2 separate regions of the Homo sapiens genome follow, and region 1 is linked to region 2. Evidence: chromatin loops called from intact Hi-C (ENCODE). Cell type or tissue: Caco-2. All regions are shown on one strand.

Region 1 (8,000 bases), 180 kb before region 2:
CGGAGTCTCGCTCTGTCTCCCAGGATGGAGTGCAGTGGCACGATCTCCGCCTCCTGGGTTCACGCCATTCTCCTGCCTCAGCCTCCCGAGTAGCTGGGACTACAGGCGCCCGCCACCACGCCTGGCTAATTTTTTTGTATTTTTAGTGGAGACAGGGTTTCACCGTGTTAGCCAGGATGGTCTTGATCTCCTGACCTCATGATCTGCCCGCCTTGGCCTCCCAAAGTGCTGGGATCACAGGCATGAGCCACTGCGCCCGGCCAAAACAGAACTTTATTTCTAAACCAAACGGATTATAAACTTAAAAGGATTTAATATTATCCAAAATTATTTGGATAATAGTTGTTGATACAGTTTGGATCTGTGCCCTCACACAAATCTCATGTAAAATTGTAATCCCCAGTGTTGGAGGTGGGGCCTTGGTGGGAGGTGATTAGATGTTGGGGGCAAATTTCCCTCTTGGAACTGTTCTCATGATAGAGTTCTCAGGGGATCTGGTTGCTTAAAAGTGTTTGGCACCTTCCTCTCCTTCCTCCTGCTCCAGCCCTGTAAAGTTCTCACTCCCTCTTTGCCTTTTGTCATGACTGTAAGTTTCCTGTGGCCTCCCTAGAAGCCAAGCAGCTGCCAGAATCATGCTTCCTGTAGAGCCTACAGAACTGTAAGACAATTAAACCTCTTTTCTGTATAAATTACCCAGTCTCAGGTATTTATGGCAGTGCAAGAACGAACTAACACAGTTGTTCAAAAAGAAACCTTGCTAGTTTAAATACTAGATTTGTTGTATAGCATCTAATAATCTTTTCAGTAAATATGATGTTACATTATTGCAAACACTGTAAAATAGATTCACTGTGGTTGTTGGTAACTTGTTGAATTGTGCTATGATTGAATTTAAATCCCAAAAATGTTTCCATTTGTAAAGCCAACATATTTACAGAGGGGAATACATTACCATAAAAAAAAAAGCTGAAAAAACATATCAGAATGATGCAAGGTATGAGAAAGCAAGAATGTCAGTGATATTGGCAAAGTTAATAACCAGCCAACACTCTGTATTTCATTCAGTGGACATTAAGATTTTTCCACGTATAAAAAAAAATTTGAATTTTTAGAAGACTTTGTAAAAAAAAAAGTACCAATAATATTTAAATTACTTTGTAATTACTTAGGAAAGAGTACTTTTTCAACAAAATTTTATTAGCTTTCTATTCTGTGCTAAGTACTTAAAACAGAAGCTACGATAAGAGAGAAAGTCCACATACTATTGACTTCATATACAAGCTAAGTGGCCTTGAATAAATTACTTAACCTCTCTAGATTCATTTCCCTTATCTAGAAAATAGAATAATAATACCTACACCTCAAGGGATGCTAGGATTATGTGAAATAACATACAAAATTATTCACACATTTGAGATCCTTAACAGTATAAGGATTAGTTCCTCATCCTATTAGTTTGCTTTGCAATAAAAGTAGTTCTTATAAATCATCTTACAAGCTTATTTAATAATGAATAATCAAAAGTCTGAGTAGAGGATAATCATCTATGCATACCTATTACCCCCGAGGGAATCCTGTAGTAGTCTTGTTAGCTTGGAATCTCTATAGGGGACATGTGTGGCCCTCTTGCTCTTGTCTCCCAAGGCACTTATTACATTGCCAAGTGCCAACTAAAAGAAAGAGAAAGAAAGACAGCAAAATGATACAAATTTACTAATTATAACAATTTTAAATAAAGAAAGTTTACAGAGAATAATATAGAGACATAATATAATTAAGAATATTTGTGTTTGGTTTTGTTTTACATTTGTAACCAATGTCACTGAAAATTTAGTACATATATATTAGTACTATATATAATACCGTATGTATATATTAGTACTATAGTACTAATAGTACTAATTCTTTGAAACAGAAATAAGATTGACAACTTTAGTTACCCCTAGAATTATCAGAGCATCAGGTTATGTCCCCAGAAAATTGTCCATTCATGTTACGCATTCTTCTCCTCAACTCAATGTAAAAATAAAATGTTTAGTTAGTTTAACAGTTTGATGCAAATTTTCGTTTTGCAATACAGTTCCCACGGGAAAAGAAAACCTTCTTTAATCACAACAAAAAAAATCAGTATTATTTCTCTGAACAAGGTATTCCTATGCAAGTATATCTATCCTTAGACATACAATAAGATGGGCTGGGTGCAGTGGCTCATTCCTATAATCCCAGCACTTTGGGAGGCCAAGGTGGGGGGATCACCTGAGGTGAGGAGTTTGAGACCAACCCGACCAACATGGGGAAACCCCATCTCTACTGAAAATACAAAAATCAGCTAAGCGTGGTGGTGTGTGCCTGTAGTCCCAGCTACTTGGGAGGTTGAGGCAGAAGAATAGCTTGAACCTGGGAGGTGGAGGTTGCAGTGAGCTGGGATTGCACCACTGCATTCCAGCCTGGGCAACAGAGTGAGACCCCGCCTCAAAATAAATAAATAAATACAATAATATATGTGTTAGCATCCAATTATTTAAAAACTAGTCAAATTACAGAACTCTGTAGTCACTCCTGCCACCCTGCTGTTTTTCCTACTGTCACTGAATTATCACCTACAAGATAAACATTATCCAAAATGTTGTTCACACTGGCCATCAGTAATGCAAACATCTATAACCATGACTTTGTTAGGAAAAATAGATCATGCAGGGAGTGGCAACAGGATCACACTTTTTCATCATTCCCCCTTTCCAGAGCAGCTACTGTCATAAGCAATGGTAATACTGAAACTCTACTAGATATGTCTCAACATGCTTCAAGAGCCTAAAGAGGAAAACAAAGCAATGGCTTTTGTCTTTTCCTGACAACATAAATGTAAATACCACCATGATTATATCTCCTAAGAAACTCAAAACAATGCAAGAAGTCCAGAATCCAGGCATGCCATTTTATACAACATTCACCCACATGTCGGACCATCAAGATGAGTATTGGAGTTGGAAGGTCTGGCTCTCTCTAATCAGGCTTGGTTGGTAATTTCCCCATAGACGGATCATAATCATATAGGAGTAAATATTGGGGGGTGATTAATGGGAGGAAAGCAGACACCACACACTCTATAACTGCCTTTGCAAAATTCATATCAGTGAGACAAGTATGACAGTGAGGGAAATCTGACCTAATCCACTCCATCTTGCCTTTAATCTCTAAATTGCCCTTGTTCATTCCTATGCTGAGCTAACTAAAGGAGGAATTTATAGTTTAAAGAATTTTGAAAAGATGATAACAACCTTTTCCTGAAACAAACCTCTTCTTCCCTGGGGACCAGCATGCCTTTGTAAAACTAACAAATTAGCCACAAGATTATTAGAAATTATGATTTAAGAGTCATGCAGCTAGAGACCACGAGATTCCCAGCCTCCCCAATTGCTCCTATGGATAAGATGACTATTGTAAAACCTAAGATTGATGTTTGGATATTTTTTTAGACCCTGCATTCTGATGCACCAGCTGACACCATGCAGACTGGTAATCTGGCTCAAGCAGTTCTGTAATCCCACCCTGGAACAGAAGACAGCAAGAAGAATCCACTTAGACCCCATATGATTTAACCTCCACTCCCCACTCCCTTAGCCCCCTCATTCACCAAATTATACTTTAAAAACTGCAGTCTCTGAATTTTTGGAGAGACTAATTTGAGTAATAAAACTCCAGTCTTCCATTTAGCTGGCTCTGTGTGCATTAAACTTTTTCTCTATTGCAATTCCCCTGTCTTGATAAATCAGCTCTATCTGGGCAGCAGGCAAAAAGAATCCCTTGGGTGGTTACAACTCTGATGCTATTGGTGTCGCAGAAATTTAGGGATGTCATTACATTTGTGCAGGTACAAATATCCAGTTTTGTAATGAAGATAATAAGAACAAATTTAAAACACAAAACTTTGCTCTAAAATATTTCCTTCCATGTAATGAAGCTTTATGCTAACTAAATCACAAGGAGTTTTCCAATCAAAATGCCACTAGGTGGCATGGTATTAAAGTTAATTCTTAATATAATCTAGAAAAATTATCATTTTGAAACAATCATTACTAAAAAAAATTACAATTTCCAAAGTCAATAAAGTGACTGTCATAAAATGTTATCAAAAGGCTACTTTGAAGGTCTTCACCCATGAAATAACTTAATATTAAATTTTGGGCCAAGCGCAGTGGCTCGCGCCTGTAATCCCAGCACTTTGGGAGGTTGAGGTGAGTGAATCGCATGAGCCCAGAAGTTTGAGACTAGCCTGGGCAATGTGGCAAAACCCCATCTCTACAAAAAATACAAAAATTATCTGGGTGTGGTGGCACTCGCCTGTGGTCCCAGCTTCTATGAAGTGGGAAGATCAATTGAGCCCGTGAGGTCAAGGCTGCAGTGAGCCATGATCGCACCACTGTACTCCAGGAGAGTGGGTGACAGAGTGAGACCCTGTTTTAAAAAAATAAAAGATAAAAATAAATAAATAAGTTGATTTTGACAGTATATTGTTAAATGTGGAAAGAATTTTTCAAATAATTTGTATATCTATAATTTTCTGCACATATAAATTTTAGTACGACTAAATTTATACACATGAAGAAAATCTGTAATATATAAAAACAGAAAAAAGCCTACAACATGAGGAGATTGGAGATTCAGTGCATTACTAATAACTGTTCTATAATTTTCATTTCTTGGTTCAGTATCTGAAGGATTTCCATATGGATATTATAAATTACAAAAGACAAAAGGACAATAGAAAAGCTCTGATATATTCTCAGCACAAAGCCTTAATCTTACAAGTCCACAGTTGATAGAAATGCCTTCTTTTGCCCTCTCGCCTGTAGCTCCAGTACGCTTCAGTCTTTCAGATCCTGCGAGATCAACAAAATGGAACTTTGCAGTCAGGGTTTCAAATTCATTCATCTGTGCTGATTCAGAAATAATTTTATTATCAGTTGCATTGTCCTGAAATTAAGAAAAATAATTGAAAATACTTTATTAATGTAACATTAAATATCCTCCTAACCTACCTTGCGCTTATCCCATGTACACATATAGGCACAACCAAAGAAACAGGCATAAAGCCAAATAAATTCAAAAATGTCTGCTGGCAATTAGAAATTTAAAGTCAGAAAAAGCCTGGATGGTCAGAACTCAACTATTATCAACTGAGGCTTTGCTTATGCTAATGAAGGGAAACCTACAGCATATAATCCTCAAAAGCAAAAGGTCTCAGGTGATGACATCCAACAACATATGGCCACAGCATGCTTTTTGGTTTTTCAGACATTTATACAATTTTTTATTTCAAAATCTTACATGGCTGACCAGCTTCAACTTAACTAGGATCAGAAAAGGAAATTAGAAAAAGGAATGACTAAATGAACTGAATTTGGCTCAAATATATTCTCAGAGAATTCATGTGGTTTTAGGGAGATAAAAATTGAAAGTTTAAGAAATTAGAATTAATAACTCACAGCATCTATTTGGGGACACACTCTGGTTTGACACACATGAATGGTAAAAATGGCATGTGAACGAGAGCTCTGAACATTCATCTGGGTACTGGCAGTTGTCCGGGATAAAGCACCCAACTTCAAACACTGCATCATCTGAAAAAGGGGAAGAAACAAGGACTTTACTTGAACAATAAACAAGATACTATACAATCCAAAGTCTGAGGTAATGGCTAAAACCCACCATGTTAAGGGATATAAAAGATGTGGAATTTCACATTATTAGTTCAGTTACAGGCACTTTTTGAGATGGACTTCTCAGTATAATAGTGTATTATTTTTTAAATAGAAGAAAACACTGAGATTCCATTGTTGGCCATTTGCTGACATTTGCAGCTTCCATTCCAAAACTGTTATAGTAGAACACTTTGGTACAAACTGAGCAATAACTTGAATTATTCAGACGCTTCTCTATATTCCGTTAAAATTATTTTTTGTAATTTTTCTCAACAATCTCCCTCTAGGAGCCATGATACAGTTCTACATAGGTTAAAGCAAAAAGTACAAAAGGATTGTGGTCTCATTCTTCACCATCAATTGTCTAACCCTCTTTCTCTAGCTGTGAATGAAAACTGTTCATAAATTGCCTTAGATTCTTTTGATGCTATGACAAATATGCTGACTTTATAATAATCCTGATATTTTTATACTAATATTCTGATTTTTTAAATGTGAGGAAAGAACACAAGATCTTAATTCCATGTCATGCTTCAGGATATAAATTTCATATCTTGATCTTAAGCAGATTATCAGCAAAGCTCACTATTTAAATAAAGCCAACTATGCTCTGTTTTAACTATAATATAAATATTACCTCTGATTCTGTATTCACAGTACGTGTTGTAACGCCCACAGTATAAATTCCTCCAGTTGAATCTTCATGAATTCTTATATTTGATTTTTTACTTTTTGCATCAATATCACGAGTGGTATCAAATAAGTCAAGGACCTCTTCATTATAGAGCTATCAAAAAAATATTAGAAATCTAATTTTAGCAGAAATTGTCTGGGTAGTTGTCATAACAACACATTACATAATGATTCCTTCATACAGATTTTTAAAGTATTTCAAAATGACATATTTTTTCAAAATAACACATTAAAATGAATGAGGCTATTATTATAACAATTATAAGTAAATGCCAGATTTATTTACAAAAGTAAAAACAGTAAGTGACTTAATCATGACTAATGGGTTGAGGACTAGCTAAAATGATCTACTAATCCTTTGCAAGAGATAGTCAAATATTTACAAATACAAGCAAACCCTAGAAACATGTGCCAAATGTGGACAAATCTTAAGCTTCAGAATATTTAAAGAATTTTTACTACTTGAGCTAAAAACATATTTCCTGTTGCCCTGAAACCTTTCTTAACGTGTTGAAAAATTAACACTTAGCATGTTTGCAAGGTCAGTAACAATATTAGTGTTCCTGTATCAATAGTGGCTGAAAAAACCCAGATACCTCCTTAGAAGAGAATATACACACCTATTTTTCTATCAATATGTTTTAAAGTTACAATGCCTGACAACATTTTGGAGGGTGAAAGGGAAGATGGAATAACACTGTTTCTTTTCTTTTTCCACCATCATTTACTTTCCTTAGGAATACATAGTTATATTCTCTTTGGTTTTTACTAAATAAGGATATCCATTAAAACCAGCAGTAAAAAAAAAAAACTGATACTAATTTTTCTATGTTGTGCTACATAAGGCTGAGGAAAATTTTCATCAATGATGAAAATGATTAGCTCATGGATCAGGTAATTTAGACTAAATTCTCTTTGCACCAAGAACCTAGAATTATGCCACTGTCCACCAAAGTGCAATATTGCTCAAATCCTAGATGTCCTCTTAGTGTTATTTTCCTTCTACTATGCTAGACAGCCTAAATTAATCCAAATCCACCACAACCTTTAGACATTATATCAAAACATCTGTCTACCTATGCAAGGATAACAATTTCTTCAGCCAGATAAGTGCTACAACCTCAGACCTATTATTTCTCACATACTTCCCCTACTTTTGGCCTTAGTCATTAAGTTCCCACCACTCTGTAAGCCTGTCTAAATTACAACAGTAATAACCTTTATCTATTGATAAAAATAAGTTCCTGGCTGGGCTCATACCTGTAACCCCAGCACTTTGGGAGGCAGAGGCAAGTGAATAGCTTGAGGCCAGGAGTTCGAGACCAGCCTAGGCAACATGGCGAAACCCCATCTCTACTAAAATTACAAAAAATTAGCCAGGTGTGGTGGTGCATGCCTGTAGTCCCAGGTACTCAGGAGGCTGAGGCACAAGAATCACTTGAACCCAGGAGGCAGGGGCTGCAGTGAGCCGAAATGGTGCCATTACACTCCAACCTGGGTGACAGAATGAGACTCTTATCTCCAAAAAAATGGGGGGGGTTCTTAAATAAACAATATTAATTGTTCTTTTATTCTATGGACATTGGTCAAGTGTTTATAATCTTA
Region 2 (8,000 bases):
ATTAATGAACTTCATGCACATAACATTAAGTAAAAGAATACAGACAGAAAGATGTAAACAATATGATCCTATCTGTATAAAGTTTAAAGCAGGCAAAACTAATGTGGTGTTAGAAGACAGGATAGTGATGGCACTAGGAGTGGGAAGGGCTGGTAATTAAAAGGAAAGCAGCATAGGGTGGGCCTCTGCAGTGCTGGCAAATGCTCTATTTCTTAACCTGGGTGGTGGTTAAACAGGATTTGTGATCATGCATTGAGCTGGATGTTTATGTTTCATGAAGTTTTCATATATGTGTAATATAAAATTTTAAAATATTAAAGAAATTTTAAAGAATAAATTGCCAAGCATGGTGGATCATGCCTGTAATCCCAGCACTTTGGGAGGCCAAGGCGGGCGGATCATGAGGTCTGGAGATCTAGGCAATCCTGGCTAACATGGGGAAACCCTATCTCTACTAAAAATACAAAAAATTAGCCAGTTGTGGTGGCACGAACCTGTAGTCCCAGCTATTCAGGAGGCTGAGGCAAGAGAATCGCTTGAACCCGAGAGGTGGAGGTTGCAGTGAGCTGAGATACGCCACTGCACTCCAGCCTGGGCAACAGAGCGAGACTCCATCTCAAAAAAAAAAAAAAAGGAATAAATTGGTAGAGTTAATGAATGGATGTAGAGAGATTAGTTAGAAAGCAATGGCAGTAGTCCAGGTCAGAGAAAACAGTTATTCTTGAACCTTGCTAATAATGGTGAAGATGGAGAGAAGAGGACTTATTCAAGGGCTGTTATTTAGGGGTCACAATGAATAGGATTTGATGGTGAATTGGCTGTGGAGTATGAAGAGCAAGAAGATGTCATGGATGAGTTCTAGGGGTGACTGAATTAGGTAGGCAAATAGGCAATGCTATGTTTATGAAAAGGGACAAAGTATAGAATGAATGAGGATAAGGGTCAGTTTTTACGTTTGGTGGCAGAAATGTAAAGGGTCAGCCAATGATCAGCTGTGAGAAAAGAAGGGAGGGGAGGACTGGGCTTGTTCAGAGAGCAGGAAAAGTTTGAGACCAGTTGTACAGAGTGGAACAGTGAGAGAACTAAAGAAATACAGGAGGATTGCTGAATGGTGCTGACAAATCTTTTGAAGTTGATCATCATGAATTTATAGTGAATATTTTACCTCGAAGAGTGACTTGCTCCAGCAGCACTCAGCTGCTCTTTTCCACATATGAAGAGAACCAGTGATTAGGATCACACATGATTGGAATTTTGCCAGATGGGTATGATCAGTATAGTTTTTGACTTATCATATTAAGTCAAAATATCAATAAAGATTGTGATAAAATCCAATTTTTCATCCCATTATAAGGACAGAGAATTTTCAATATTCACCTGCCCAGAGTTTCCTGAGAACATGGAAATTCATCTGAGAAGATGAGAGAGAGATGAGGGAAGCCAGCGTGACATTTGGACCCTTGGTCATAGGTCATAGGTCTCCAGAATTACTCCTCTCCTCTCTAAGTATAATTTCTGTTGCCGCTGCAGTCATATATTACCATCTCTCTTTCATTTCCTTATCTTTCTATTTATTATTCTTTTTTTCCAAGTCCCTTGCTCTCTTATGTCCTTTTCCTTTGTGGGGATTGTATGAAAGATATAAGCATGATGTGGACACATTAAAATTGTGTAGGAACACCAGCAAATTTGGGACTGGAGAAACGGAATTGAGAAGAACTTAGTGTTTCAGCTTTTGTTTCAGCTTTTTGGACACATTATTTTACATACAATCCAGGCTTTAGTAACCAGTAGGATCTGTTGCAAAGAGAGAAAGTCCATACAATTTCAGCAACATGCCATCTGACGTTTGGAACCTTAGCCCAATTGCAAAGAAAGCAATTTTATTATTGGCATGTGCCTATTTCCTTTTCCCTTTTTTCTGTTAATACTTTATTTATGGATTCATTCAGTCATTCTGTTACTTATTCCACAAACATATATTAAGTAACTACTATGCATCAGACACTGAGCACTAGTTCAGTATCCTCTATCAGCTCACACTTGGGGTCTTTTAACTCAAAAGGACTACCTCTCCCACAAAATTATACGTCCTTCTCTAATGATATAACCACCCAAGGAGCTCACCTTGCCCACTGCCTAGACAGAGCCAATTCATCAAGACAGGGAAATTGCAATAGAGAAAGAGTAATTCATGCAGAGCCAGCTGTGTGGGAGACTGGAGTTTTATTATTACTCACATCAGTCTCCCAGAGCATTCAGGGAGCAGAGTTTTTAAGGATAACTTGGTGGGTGGGGGGAAGCCAGTGAGCCAGAAGTGCTGATTGGTCAGGGATAAAATCATAGAGTCGAAGCTATCTTCTTGTGCTGAGTCAGTTCCTGGGTGGGGGCCACGAGATCAGATGAGCCAGTTTATTGATCTGGGTGATGCCAGCTGATCCATCAAGTGCAGGGTCTGCAAAATATCTCAAGCACTGATCTCAGGAGCAGTTTAGGGAGGGTAGGAATCTTGTAGCCTCCAGCTACATGACTCGTAAACCATAATTTCTAATCTTGTGGCTAATGTTCATCCTACAAAGACAATCTAGTCCCCAGGCAAGAAGGAGGTCTGCTTTGGGAAAGGGCTGTTACTGTCTTTGTGTAAAGTGTAAACTATAAACTAAGTTTATCCCAAAGTTATTTCAGCCTACACCCAGGAATGAACAAGGACAGCTTGGAGGTTAGAAGCAAGATGGAGTCAGCTAAGTTAGATCTCTTTCACTGTCTCCGTCATAATTTTGCAAAGGTGGTTTCAATCCCTCCCTTTAGGTTTTATAACACCTTAATCTTAAGGTGTAGATTATGAAGATAGGAAAAGGCTGTGGATCGCTCTGGCTTCTTCCTGCTGACAGGAGACATAGTGGGAATGGGAGTGAACCCCAGGGTGAGAAGAGTGGAACTGCTTTGCAACTGTCTGAGTGTACTCATGCAGGCCTGGTTGAGCTTCCAAGGCTTGCATGGCAGAAACATTAGTACTCTTATCTACAGTTTTACTACAGTGTTTAAGTGAACAGCCTACTGTAAGGTAAATAACGAGTCCTAGGATGAGTAGTACAATTTCCAATTTTAAAAGCAAAGATTTGAAAGCATTAGTTTGGGGACTTCTAATCCACAAAGAATTTAGAATTTAGCTTAAACTGCAGAAAAACACCTCAAAAACAGCTAACAACAGTGTACTATAGTTTTTCTTTTGAAGCATAATTTTTGTCTCTCTAGTCCCCATTTTTATTAAAAACAAATCATGGTAGAACTAATTTGTTTACAAAATAAACTTTAGTCTTCCTGTACTTGGCCTGATTATTTGCATGAAGTGCAGCAAGAGTAATTATTTTTCACTTAGACTAACAAAGCCTAAAAATAAAGCCTTCAAAAATTTGGCTTAGATAGGACTCTGTTCCATGAGGAATCTCAGGTAAGATTTTTTTTTGAGATGAAGTCTCGCTCTTATCACCCATGCTGGAGTGCAATGGCATAATCTTGGCTCACTGTAAATTCCGCCTCCCGGGTTCAAGCGATTCTCCCGCCTCACAACATGCAATGAAGTAAGTGCCATTATTATCTCCATTTTAAAAATGAGAAACCTGAGGCATGAAGAGGTTATATAACATTCTCAGCAGGGAGATAACAGAGGCAGGACCCCACCAAGCAGTCTTTCTCCAAAGCTAGTGTACCTAATCATCACTCAAGCCGATACCTAAGGCTGGTGGTGAGAAGAGGTGCTGTATTTCTAACAGGCTCTATTATTGGTGAAAATTTGCTTTCTGCTGTGAATTGACCTTTTCATTGTTGTGATCAGGTCTTGTGGCCATTAGGGTAAGGTTGTTCTGTTGGCATTGAGTTTTTTTTATACAAACACAAAAAGAAAGTAAAAAGACTCTAATTTGAGGAAAGACCTCTTTATGGTCATTGGCTTGATAATAGTAAGAGTATAGGATCTATGAATTCCTGGACCTGTCCACCTGACTTGAGGGATGTTGAGAGCTACCCAAAGAAGCAGAAAGAGGAAGGATATACAGTTTGGGGACTCAAAGAGAGAGGAAAACATGGAGCTAGATAGTCCATTTATATAGTTATTGTAATATCTACTTTCTATTGAATCAAGGAATTAGAAGAAATGTTTGTAAAACTTTTATTATCACCATCCTGTTGGGAAGATTTAAACCAGTGAGTTAATTCTTAATTTATTCTGGAGAGGAGGAAAGAAAGTAGATGAAATAAATATTATGAAATTCCCAAGATGCCTAATTTTTCTGTTCAGCAGAAAAGAAAAAACTGCACATTATAATTTTACCTAATAATGTGGGTTTAATACACAAGAATATGAAGGAGTGAGTGCACTTTTTAATATTCTTCTCCTACAGTAATTTTATTCATTCTCAGAAATTAACCTTTATTTTTTCATTCACATTTTTTATTTTTTGCTCCATTTGTATTCATTTGTTCACTCATGCATTTAGGCACCTATTGAATAAATACTTTTCAAGTGTTCCCTATCTGCCATGTATTGTTCTAGGTGCCATGAATACTAACTAAATAAGACAAGCAAGATTCCTACCCCACAGAGCTTATAGTCTAAGAAGGGTGGAGGTTATATGAAGTTAGATTCAATTGTCATATAAATAAATAAGATAAATGGAGATAATAATAAGTTACATGAACAATAAAACTGGGTAATGTGTTGAAGAAGGACTGGTTGGGGGAGTATTTTAGATTGAATAGTCTGAGATTATGTGACAAATAAATAGTGATTGGTTGAATGAATGAATGAGTGGTTAGGGAAGATACATGATAAAAGGTAGCATATGATAAATGTAATGGTAAGATTTGAAATAAAGTCCTCTATAGTCATAATAAAGGAAAATATACAACTGAAAAAAAATTTTAAATGTCCTTGAAGCTAGATAGGGTTTTGATAGATGAAGATGGTAGGGTAAGGGCATTGTTGGCTGAGAAAATAAAATGAGTAAGAGGAAAAGCAAAAGGGAACACCCACTGTGTCCAGTCAAGGGAATGAAGAACAGAGGAATGGAGGAAGGATAAGGGGAAACAGCTATTTGGAAGCAGAGAAAACAAATTGAGGCCAGATCATGGTGGGCCTTAAATACCATGAAACAAGTTTTAATTAAAAAATTTTTTTTTCAGGCTAAGGCTTGAAAAGACATTTGTCTAAAGATGATATACAAATGACCAACAACATATGAAAGGATGCTCAATATCACTAATCATGAGAGAAATGCAAATCAAAACTACAGTGAGATATCACATCATACTCATTAGATTGACTCCTATACAGAAAGTAGAAAATAACAAGTGCTGGTAAGGATGTGGAGAAATTGGAGCCCTTGTGCACTGTTAGTAGGACTGTAAAATAGTGCAGCAGCTAGGAAAAACAGGATGGAGATTCTACACACACACAAATAAAAACTCAGCAATTCACTTCTAGGTATATATCCAAAAGAACTGAAAACATGGTCTCAAAGAGATAATCGTACAACCATATTCACACAGCACTATTCACAATAGCCAAGAGGCTGAAGCAACCCAAGTAAATGATTAGGCAAAATATGGTATATACATGTACAGGACTGTTATTCAGCTTTAAAAAGGAAGGAAGTTCTATCACATGCTACAACATGGGGGAATCTTGTGGACATTATGCTAAATGAAATAAGCCAGTCACAAAAAAGCAAATACTGTATAATTCCACTTATATAATGTATCCAAAGTTGTCAAATTCATAGAAACAAAGTAGACTGGTGGTTAGTTGGAACTAGGGGTTGGAGAAAAAGGAGAGTTTAATGGACATAGAGTTTCAGATCTGCCAGATAAAGTTCTGAACATCTGCTTCATAACAATATGAATATAGTTAACATTACTGAACTGTACACATAAAAATGTTAAAGATGGTAAATTTTATGTTATGTGTTTTTTACCAAAATAAAAAAGAATTCAGTAACTTAAGTCCTCAAAATATTTATGCTGCTTTGTAATAAACTTCTAAGGGGTTGTGTGTGTATATGTGTATGTGCATGTGCATGTGTGTATGTGTGTCAGGTTGTAAAATATATGTATAGAAGGTCCCTGCCTTATGAGAGTTTGACCTACGATTTTTCAACTTTGCCATTGTGTGGAAGTGATATGCATCCAGTAGAAACTGTACTTCCAGTTTCCAATTTTGAACTTTGATCTTTTCCTGGGCTAGAGATATGCAGTATGATACTCTCTTGCACTGCTAGGCAGCATCAGTGAGCCTCAGTTCCCAGTCAGCCACTGATCAGAAGGGTAAACAACTAATACTCTACAGTGCACTATGATGCTAGATGATTTTGCCCACCTGTAGGCTAATGTAATGCAACCGAGCACATTTAAGGTAGGCGAGACTAAACTATGATGTTTGGCAGGTTAGGTATATTAAATGTACTTTTGATTCATGATATTTTCAACTTACTATGTGTTTATCAAAATGTAACCCCCTCTTAGGTCAAGGAGCATCTGTAGCTGCTTGGATCTACATTAACCTCATTTATCTATACCCTACCTATGTGAGTCTTGGAAACTTGTCTCATATAAACAATGAGCTAGCCTAAAAAAGGGGACTTTGACAATTGCTTCATCGGTCTTTGTCACTCTGGAAATATCAGCATCTGCATGTTGAAAAAGGTCTCATTATATTAGCTTTCCATAAGCTGTCACCTGATTATAAGACCTCTTTTGCACCTTCCCAGGTGAGTCATCAGAAAATTCTTTAGTTTTATACATTTGTAGGTCCAATGCATTTTAATTAAATTTAATATATTTAATATATACAAATTAAATATACTTCATATATAAGGTTACCCCTTATTTATATGGATTAAACTGACTAAAATTAAATGATATAGCCAAGTTAATATTATTTCATGTTTATCAGTATTTCATTGCTTCATTGCTACATAATCTGTTTTTAGGTATAATATTAAATCACATAAAAACTCATAAGTGAATACTTAATCTTTTTGTTTCTATATTGGGTCACAAGTACTGAGACAAATTATGTAACTTTAAATATTATTAACTTTGGAATCCTTGTTTATAACACAACTATAATTGTTTATTTTTCTTTTGCTTTTTAGAACTTTCCTGCTATGTTTATCTGAGTTTTGTGGTAACATACGAGACTTACCTTTGAATGTATAAAACTGGCTAGTTTTACATGATCTGAACTTGAGAAGCGGTTTCTTAGGTTTCAAGACAACATGCTAAATACATAGGACCATCTACTGGCAAAGGATGATATAGTCCTAAGGACTGGTTTTGTTGGAACTTGTAATAGCCCAAGTTAAAGATCATGAAGATTGTGAAGCCCAAAAGTGTATTATTGAGGGAATCCTGCTGCCAGAATATGCTTATCACTTAAATTGCAACAGAGTGGTCTTAGATAGAAAATACAAGAGCTGAGAAGATACTACAAAACAAGTAAGTCATTTATATGGAGTCACAACATCTAACTGGCATACATTTGTTTAATATTGATATAGTAAAATATTTCATGAGGGCTCTGACAAGGACTGTCTTGTTAATCTCTGAATCCCTAGCATAGCAACTGGTACATGGAAGTGTCAACAAGTATTTACTGAATCAGTGAATGAATAATGACAACCAGGGCCTCAAAACTTTTGAAAATTTGCCTTATATTCTCCCTCTCCCATAGGACCACACCCATAATTTAAAATAAAAAAAATACAAAGTGTAACATAAGTTCCCTTTTTAGATGAAAAGTGCATCTATCTGTTTGGTTAACCAGAAACCTTGAGTCAGTAAAAATTATACTTAATATTTACGTTAAAAATAGTAATAATGAAAAATGACCTAAACTAATTAAAAGAAGGTTATGTGGACTTGCATAGGCTTTATAATCAAATATTGCTCATGTCAAATTTCAGCTCTATAGTTTGGGTATTGTATGAGGTTGGATTAATTAC

The links. Peaks named below come from ENCODE experiments on the same cell type or tissue, not always from the same donor. Only the 100,000 strongest peaks of a DNase experiment are listed, where the experiment ranks them.
Region 1: it touches region 2 in a loop (1.8-fold over the local background); 4 of 110 quality-filtered maps call a loop at or near these places.

The regions. Positions count from the first base shown.
Region 1 is chr12:39,361,544-39,369,543 of GRCh38, forward strand. It overlaps KIF21A (kinesin family member 21A), which reads right to left. Exons shown (of 38, transcript NM_001173464.2): 4 at 6,340-6,489; 5 at 5,487-5,621; 6 at 4,807-4,974; 7 at 1,555-1,670. Among named protein-coding and RNA genes, the nearest start is that of KIF21A, 78 kb to the right of the region's middle. In Caco-2, no CTCF peak of the experiment used is centred here; no DNase peak of the experiment used is centred here.
Region 2 is chr12:39,541,844-39,549,843 of GRCh38, forward strand. LOC124902918 (a long non-coding RNA gene) reads left to right here and starts at 4,423. Exons shown (of 2, transcript XR_007063277.1): 1 at 4,423-6,764; 2 at 7,152-8,000. It also overlaps a transcript of ABCD2 not described here. In Caco-2, no CTCF peak of the experiment used is centred here; no DNase peak of the experiment used is centred here.